Regions from separate parts of the Homo sapiens genome. Here region 1 is linked to region 2. The links are chromatin contacts, found by Hi-C or POLR2A ChIA-PET in ENCODE. All regions are on one chromosome and are shown on one strand. The core of a region is the stretch at or near the end of the contact, and the rest is flanking DNA. Distances in the headings are between cores, read along the strand shown.

Region 1 (4,549 bases), core at 1,597-4,096, 700 kb after region 2:
CAGGAGGCTGAGGTGGGAGGATAACTCGAGCCCAGAAGGTCGAGGCTGCAGTGAGCTGTGATTGTGATCTTGCCACTGCACTTCAGCGTGGGAGACAGAGCAAGACCCCATCTCATTAAAAAAAAAAAAAAAAAAAAAGAGAGAGAGAGAGAAAGATACAGCAGCTTCCCATGATCAGAATTTCAGAGGCATAGAATTCTGGAGTTCAGGCAGCTTAGATGCTGGCCTGGATCCTCACAGTGCAGATCAGGAGACTGAAGCTCCAACATCTACCCAAGACCACAGAGACCTCTCAGGCAGAGAAGTTACATCACTGAGGAAGTAGGCAAGGCTCTGACTCTGGCAGTGTTGCCCCCAGCCTAGTCCCTTGGCCAAGCATTTTGCATGCACTACAAAGGGGACAGTCCCTAGGAGAAAGAAGTTCTGAATGTTCGAGAACACACCCTCAGCGTTGGCATGGTCACCAGAGGGGTTGGCAAACTTCAGACACCAAACCTAAAGTCTGATGAGGAAAGCCTTTCCAAGGTAGCTGCAGTCATGTTACTTCATAACTTACACACCTGCTTCGTCACAATCACTGGGAAAAAAAGGGAGACTGGGAGAAAGAAAAAAAATTAAGTATCTCCCCTATGATTTCCTGTGTCTGCTTGGATCATCCTAAAATAGGGAGTCTCCCTAATGCTGACTTTTTTTTTTGTTTGGTTTTGGGACAGAGTCTCACTCTATTGCCCAGGCTAGAGTGCAGTGGTGCAATCTCAGCTCACTACAACCTCCACCTCCCATGTTCAAGTGATTTTCATGCCTCAGCCTCCCAAGTAGCTGGGATTACAGGTGCACACCACCACACCCAGCTAATTTTTGAATTTTTTTTTAGAGATGGGGTTTTACCATGCTGGCCAGGCTGGTCTTGAACTCCTGATCTCAAGTGATCCGCCCGCCTCGGTCTTCTGAAGTGATAGGATTACAGGTATGCCAGTTAATTTTTTTGTATTTTTAGTAGAGACAGGGTTTCAGCATGTTTGCCAGGCTAGTCTCCAACTCCTGACCTCAGGTGATCTGCCCATCTTAGCCTCCCAAATTGCTGGGATTACAGGCGTGAGCCACCGTGCCTGGCTCCTAATGCTGACTTTAATGAGGACCTTCCTAAAGTTGATCCAACTAGTAGTGTTCAAGTCCTTGGACTGAAAAACAAGTTTATGAGCAGCAAGGTCACCTGATTCTGATCATGTGTATGCTGTTTACCCTGAGATGACAGGCCGGTGGCCACAGAAGCTTTCATGAATGCTGCAAAGACTCTACTATCTCTTTGAAGGCTACCAGGGCCTCCACATGACTAAATGCCATAAAAAAGAACCTCATGAATACAGCAAGAATGTGAAAGGAAGGAAGTCACAAAAACACCACATGCTCATGAGGGAAACTCCATTCTGGACACTAAATTTTTAAAGTAAACTTGTTACTTGTTTGCCTAACCTTCTAGGTATCAAATTACATCATCACTAAAAATAATCCCTGCTTTACCCCCAACACACCCACTGGCCATCAAGATCTGCTGCTTAGACCAGACCATGCCCACAGTCAGGAAATAATGGCAGCCCAGACCCATGCGGCTCCCCAGCTCACATCAGCAACAAGTGCCAGCCAAAGGACCTGAACTCTGACCACAGGGATCAGCTCCATGATCAGGGAAAGAGGGTGGTCATGAAGGGCTTACCCATCTCTTCCTTTGCTGACAATCTTCACTTCAAAGTAATAAATGCCACAGGCAGCAGGTATGGGGTGGGTGGCACGCACTGAGGCCGCATCTTTGTGATTTTTGCCATGACCTAACAGGAGAGGGCAAGTAAGAAATTTCAGCAGAAGGAAATGCAAATGGAAGCCTCATTTTTCTCTGCAACTCCTCCATGACAACTCCACTCCTCTGTGGCCAGAGGACGCACTTACACAGGCCGAGGAATCATTAGACAACTGAATAAACACTTAAACCTTCCACCTTTGCCTCACCTCCTCCTGAGAACAGCAGTCCTGCCTGAGACACTGCCCATACAAACAAAACAAGGGTAGAGGCAATGTGAGAGATACTCAAGTGCTGCTGGCAGCCTCTCTAGAATCCAGGCAGCCCACCTGGGAGGCCAGGGGAAGAAGGATGAGGCCGACCTGGAAGACACCCCCCAAACTCTAGCACGGAACCCCAGGCTCAGTCTAGGATGCCTGGCAGGTGGGGAAGCCCATGAGTCTCACGCTAATGGTAGGTATGTGACCACCCCTTTCTTCTAAGCAGTGGCGAAAGGTCCCGCTGCCGTTGGCGCCAGCCTAGGATAAGCACGGAGGCCCTGGAGTGGAAGGTCCGGCCCAGCACTGGGTTTGGACACCTGTTGCGGTTCTCTTGACGGCAGGTGTCTCAGGACAGAGAACAGGCAGTCAGCCCTCGGCCTGTTCAGCCTCACCACCCTGGACATCCTGAAAGGGCCAAGCCCTAACTTGGAGCACCTAGGCAGGGAAAGGGAGGTGATAGGGCGGGGGCCTGGCAGCAGAGCCACCCCACGGACGCTCTAGCCTTAATTCCCCCCAGCCTGACGGGCCGATACCTTTGTAGTGGACGCGGAGGTTGCCCTGGGAGAGACCAATGTAGTTGTATTTGTCCTTGGGGCTCCAGGAGCGCGGCAGCGGAGTCTCTTGCTGGTTGACCGCGGGATACAGGCGCTGCAAGCGCCGGCTCAGCTCCTGCTCCCCAGGGGACGGCAGCCCGCCCCCAGCGCCCCCGCCGGAGGAGTCCCCAGGCTGCGGGTTCCCAGCTCCCGGGTCTGCCGTCGCTGCCGCCATCTTGGAGGGAGCTACTATTGTGTCACTGGGGGCGGGGAGGAGCGGGACCAGATCCGCCCCGCTCAGCCAATGGCCCGTGAGCCTCCCTGGGCCGCAGGGAAACCGAGTCCGAGTCCGGCACCCCTCTTTGGACACTGACACGCCTTACCACATTTCGAACTCCATACCCCACAATGCAGAGCTCTCGAGAGGCGGAGCAACTCGGGCTGGTAGAGAATTCTGGGAGATGTAGTATAACCGTCCTCAGCCATAAGCCTGTCCCATCGAGACGTCGGGACACCGAAAACTACCATTCCCGCCGGCAAAGCGGCTCCGGCCTCTCAGCACACTTCCCTCCCCATGGCCTCTGTTCATCCCCCTGCCTCAGTTCTGGTACCTGGGGTCAAATCGGCTGTAGTGGTTGACTCTCAGGGCACCCGCTGCCGGGTCCCAGTCCACCTTTGCTACTTTGTCCTACTCCCAGCCCGCGGGCGCTAGGCTCGGGGGCGTGGCGCATCCCTGACTCCGCCCCCGCCGCGGGGGGGCCTCTGGGGCCTGGTCGCCATGGCGACCGGCTGTACGCTACCACAGCTTCCCAGGCCGCGGGTGCTGATTGCCCGCCTGCCCGTGGGTCATGGCCTGCCAGCAGTCGCGGTACCACAGCTTCTCGTCCGCGTCGAGGTAGGCGCTGGCAGGGATGAGGGCAGAGATGAGGGTTTGAGTACTTCTAGAGAGGGAAATGGCACTTGATCCGGACCTCTGCACCTCCTGCTGGCCTCTGACCATTGATCTAGGGCTCCAGCACCACAGAGTCAATGGTTAGAATCGGGCTGATTTAGCCCAGTGAAGACGTTACGTGCTAGCAAAACGGTAGGCGCACTTTATCATTACTAGTAACAACCAGCTTGTATTGAATGTACTATATGCCAAATGCTTTATATACCACATTTTTAAATATTTTATTTTTGAGACAAGATCTCGTTCTGTCGCCCAGGCTGGAGTGCAGTGGCACTACTACGGCTCACTGCAGCCTCGACCTCCCGGGCTCAAGCGATCCTTCTACCTCAGCCTCCCGAGTAGCTGGGACTACAGGCATGCGCCACTACGCTTGGCTAATTTTTGGGTGTTTCTTTGTTCGTTTGTTTTTTGTAGAGACGAGGTTTCACCACGTTGCCCAGGCTGGTTTCGAACTCCTAGACTCAAGCGACCCTCCCACTTCGACCTCTCAAACTGGGATTACAAGCGTGAACCCCCACACCCGGCCTACGTACCATATTTAATCCTCACAACAACTGTATAAAGTAGTAATATTACCATTGAACAAGTAAAGAAATACTTTAGAAGCCTGGAGAGATCATCCTCTGGGTAGCTTCTGCCTGTACTCAGGTGTATAGCCTCTGGGTACTGCAAAATATGACCAGCTCCATCAGCCTGGAGAGCCATACATACGGATTAAAACAAAAATTTTGGCTAAATCGTTTTCTAGTTTTGGGACTTCAGACAGGGCCCTTCAAGTTCCAGGCCTCAGCTTATATATCTCAAACATGGGAATGATACAGCCCACCCCACAAACATTGTTGGGAACATTTAGGCAGAATATGTGAAGCTCTTGACACAGCTCTTGTATGTAATAGGCACCCAGTAAGTGTTGAATGAATGTAGTGTCCCCCCTTCTACTCATTCCCAGTGGGGGAAAAAAAAAAAAACACCACCCAATCCCACCTAAACTCTTCAGGGTCTGCTGCCT
Region 2 (4,279 bases), core at 543-3,042:
TGATTGACAATGTTTTATTTTTCCAGAAATGTTCTTTCTTTTTGGTACAGCCACTGTTTCTTTTATTTTTGTTTTTACAGAAAAAAAGGCCGGGGGAGGGGGGTGGTGGGTGGTCATGGTATGCATACTTCTGCACCTGGCTTTTTTCTCTTGGAGTTCCTTCCACATCAACATAGAGACCTACTTCACTTTTTATTATTTATTTATTTATTTAGAGACAGGATCTTGCTCTGTCATCCAGGCTGGAGCCCCGGGGCTCAATAATCACAGCTCACTGCAGCTATCCTCAAGCTATCCTCCCACCTCTCAGCCTCTTGAGTAGCTAGGACTCCTGGCCCAACCTACTGCCATGACACCAGCTAATTTTTTTTTTTAATAGAGACTGGGTCTTGCTATGTTGCCCAGGCTGGTCTCAACTCCCGGGCTCAACCGATCCTCCCACCTCATCCTCCCAAAGTGCTGGTATTACCGCTGTGAGCACTGCTCTCAGCATTCACCTTTAAAAACATATCTCTATCTATCTATCTATCTATCTATCTATCTATCTATCTATCTATCATCTATCTATCTATCTATCTATATCACGGTTTATTTAGCCACTTCCCTACTGGACATCTCAGTGACCCAGTTCTGTTGTTTTGGCATACAATGCTGCAGTGGACAACCTTCTCCATGTAGTTCATTTTAATCAAACAGCGACTTCAAATTTTGATAGAGCCTCCAAAGAAACGCTAGTATCAAGCCAGTTTGAGAATTTAGTATGCCACTCTCTCCCCTACTGAAAACCTTCTTCCAGGGGCAATGTAATGGAAAGGACTTGGGTTCTGCGCCTAGAACCAAGGAGCCTTGGGTCTTTAACATCTCTGGGCCTCATGTATTCGCCTATGTAAAGTCGGTATAATCTCGCATCTCAGGTTGGTTGTGAGAACCCAGAGACTGCCTCCGTGAAGGCTTGGCATCAGCATAGGCCTCGGCTGTCCTTTAGTTTCAGGGTGTCCCGGGGCACGGGCCAAAACCTCAGGCTGAACCTGCTAGAGGAACCTTCCTGTCCCTTGCAGATTAGGAAAACTGTGGCACAGAAAGCGCCAAGGGGTTGATCAAGACCCCCACAGCTTTGGTCCACGCTGCTGCCGGCGGCTTCGGATCCTGGTCCCGGGGGACTGCGCACATTTGGATGTGGTCAGCAGGGAGGCCTGGCCTGGCCCCTTCCTCTTCTACCCAGTCCTCTCCCCGAACCAATTCCGACCCCTAACGCCCACAGTCCTCACTCGCTTACGGTTCGACCCTTGCCCCAGGGGCGACTGGGTGGGGCCGTCATTCCTGAACAACTAAAAGCTGCTGCGGCCAGCGTCACCTCCGGCCCCAACGGAGACGGTGGGGGCCGTGAGGCTTAGGGACTCCGCGTCCTCCCTCCTGCTGGGCCTCAGCGTGCCCTCTGTACTTGCCTTCTGCTACCAGTGAACGTGAGTGGGACGTGTGTGTAGACAGCAGACGGGTCTTGTGCAGCTGTGTGACGTGTGTGTTGTGTGGTGAACCCTTCTTTATGTAGATATGTGAAGTGTGTGTGCTGTGGTGCACAGATGTAGGGGCTCACGAAGTACTGGGCTCCTTGCTCCTAGAGCCCGAACAGTTCCCAACGTTACAGCCCTGCCCGACTCAGCCTCCGCAGAGACGGCGGCGGGACCCGCAGTTTGCGCGTGCGCGGCTCCGCCCCAGGCTCCTCCCTCGCGCTGGCACTCCCGCCTTCGCCCGGCCCTCCCCGCGCTTTACGGCCCGGCACGCCACTTTTACTGCAGTCGCGCCCGCCGCCGTCGTTGCCCCCGCTGCCGCGGCTGCTGCAGGTGAGGTGAAGTGAGGTGAGGTGTGGTGTTGGGCCGGTGCTGCTGCCGCTGCCGCCGGGGAGGAGGTGGAAAGCGGGGCTGTGGCGGGCCGGCGGGGGCGGCCTGTCAGCCGCTGCTTTGTCTCCTTAGCTCGGGTCCCTTCTGCGCTGCCGCAGGGAGGCCGCCCGGGCCAGGCGAGCCGAACCAATGCTGGACCTGGAGGTAGTGCCCGAACGCTCTCTGGGGAACGAGCAATGGGAATTCACGCTGGGTGAGTTTGGGGTCCTCTGTCAGGACCCCATTCGCTGATCCTTGCTTTCTCCTGGGCTCTTCCCACCTGTTCTCAGTCTCTCACGCCCCTGCGCCCGCAGCTCCTCACCTCTTTCGTCCTCTCGGCTCGCTGGGCTCCAGGCACTAGATACCCGCTCCAACTGGCCCGATTTGCCTGTCAGTTGCTCGTCTCGGGTCTCAGCAGGGTCTCTTCTGGGACGGTGGAACAGTAGTAGTAAAGACAATAATAGCTTGCTCTCCCCAAATGCCTAATGCCCGGCCCTGCTCTTTTTGGACGTAATTCTCTCTAGTACCCCTCGCCGGCACCTGAGGATAGGTACTGTTGTTATTCCCATTTCCATTTTACAGACTAAATAATGGCTGAGAAGTGGCTGACCCCTCTGATCATCACTGTGGCCTGTGGTCTGTCTCCCACTGCTTTTCTGGGCTGTGGCTTCCTTCCCCTTTTTAGGAGGGGAAACCTAGGCTTGGAACCCATGATCAGATGTTGGGGCTCTGGTCAAGGGAGTTGAGTTTGTGTGTATTAAAGGAACAGCTGACTTGCTTCTCTCTTTTTTTTCTTTTTTTTTGAGACGAAGTCTCGCTCTGTCGCCCAGGCTGGAGTGCTGTTGCGTGATCTTGGCTCACTGCAACTTAACGCCTCGTGGGTTTAAGCGATTCTCCTGCCTCAGCCTCCCCAGTAGCTAGGATTACAGGCACGCGCCACCACACCCGGCTAATTTTTGTATTTTTAGTAGAGACGAGGTTTCACCATGTTGACCAGGCTGGCTGGTTTCGAATTCCTGACCTCGTGATCCGCCCACCTCGGCCTCCCAAAGTGCTGGGATTACAGGCGTGAGCCACTGCACCCGGCCCCGCTTCTCTCTCTTTTGAAATATAGTCTGTATCGGATGCTGTAATCCTAAACCCAGACCTCAGTTGTGACAGGTGAAGGTTGGATGAAATAGGAGTTAGGGAGAAGTAACATTTAGTTTCTAAAAAATGCAGTTTGGTCGTTTTGGGGTTTGCTGGCCCAGCCTTCTCCCTTCACCCTCTCCATTTCCAGCATCACTACTTTTATGTGTACAAGGATGTTTGCATTCAGTAACCCCTGTGTGTTTACTTTGATGTCCCAGCACTAAGAAAAGGGGGTGGGGTAGGTGTTGGTGCTGTTTGTTTGTGCAGGCCTGAACTTTAGTCACTCTAGTGTGAGCTACTGGACTAAATCAGCTGCTCCATTGGATTATAAATTATCCTTGACTCTGGAAGACTTATGTCTGTGGAGACAGTGTGTTGGAGAAACCAGGTGGTACAGATTGCTGGTAAGGCCCTGCTGATGCTTAGTGGCTACATATGTCCTGTGTGTTGTAAGAGCTAGTTTTTGTTGTTGGTGTTTTGTTTTAAGACAGAGTCACTCTGTTGCCCAGGTTGGAGTGCAGTGGCACAATATCGGCTCACTGCAACCTCTGCCTCCCGGGTTCAAGCAATTCTCTTGCCTCAGCCTCCCTACTAGTAGCTGGGATTACAGGCGTCTGCCACCACACCCGGCTAATTTTTGTATTTTTAGTAGAGATTGGGTTTCGCCATGTTGGCTAGGCTGGTCTCGAACTCCTGACTTCAAGTGATCCGCCTTGGCCTCCCAAAGTGCTAGGATTACAGGTGTGAGCCACCATGCCCAACCATAAAAGCCGGTTTAATTTAGGGGAGTTGGCCAAATTCTTTCATAACTTAACACCACTCCTGCAGAGTTCTTTCCAAAATATTAGCTGGTACAAAATGCTCCATTCTCTCGTGAAGCACTAAGAGCTTGGTTGGAAGGCTGGTGATACCATGCTAATGCTGTTTGGCTTCTGGTTAACTCCTTTCCTCCCCTCTCCTTGACAGCTTCTACCCAAGCAAGATCCTCCCACGGCTGGATAAAAACCACAACCATAGCTTCAAACTGTGCTTAGTAGTGTGACTAGGTTGTGGATCTCTTGGTGGTACAAGTATTCAGAGTCCCTTGGTCAAAAGCAGTGGTAGGGACTGGGTGCAGTAACTCATGGCTGTAATCCCAACACTTTGGGAAGCTGAGACAGGAGGATAGCTTGAAGCCAGGAGTTCAAGACCAGCCTAGGCAACATAGTGAGACCTCGTTTCTACCAAAAAAAAAAAAAAAAAAAAAAGCCAGGCCTGTAGTCTTAACTACT

Evidence for each region. A loop is a pair of places that touch in the nucleus more often than their neighbours do. ChIA-PET counts read pairs that join two places held with the same protein, here RNA polymerase II (POLR2A). Pooled maps may share reads with other maps.
Region 1: a loop to region 2 is called in a pooled map, with 9 times the contacts of the local background. The contact joins the promoter of RANBP10 here to the promoter of PHAF1 in region 2. A Hi-C loop is called at or near these places in 5 of 50 pooled maps. POLR2A ChIA-PET finds 5 or more read pairs at or near these places in 2 of 52 experiments (GM12878 and activated B cell).

What each region holds. Positions count from the first base shown.
Region 1 is chr16:67,803,714-67,808,262 of GRCh38, forward strand. It overlaps RANBP10 (RAN binding protein 10), which reads right to left and starts at 2,847. Exons shown (of 14, transcript NM_020850.3): 1 at 2,589-2,847; 2 at 1,715-1,826. The coding sequence starts at 2,823. TSNAXIP1 (translin associated factor X interacting protein 1) reads left to right here and starts at 3,176. Exons shown (of 16, transcript NM_001288990.3): 1 at 3,176-3,483. The coding sequence starts at 3,437. RefSeq lists enhancers at 1,970-2,590, 2,591-3,210, 2,916-3,145 and silencers at 2,566-2,785, 3,286-3,405.
Region 2 is chr16:67,108,149-67,112,427 of GRCh38, forward strand. It overlaps PHAF1 (phagophore assembly factor 1), which reads left to right and starts at 1,793. Exons shown (of 16, transcript NM_025187.5): 1 at 1,793-2,091. The coding sequence starts at 2,028. RefSeq lists enhancers at 625-1,367, 1,368-2,109 and a silencer at 1,669-1,928.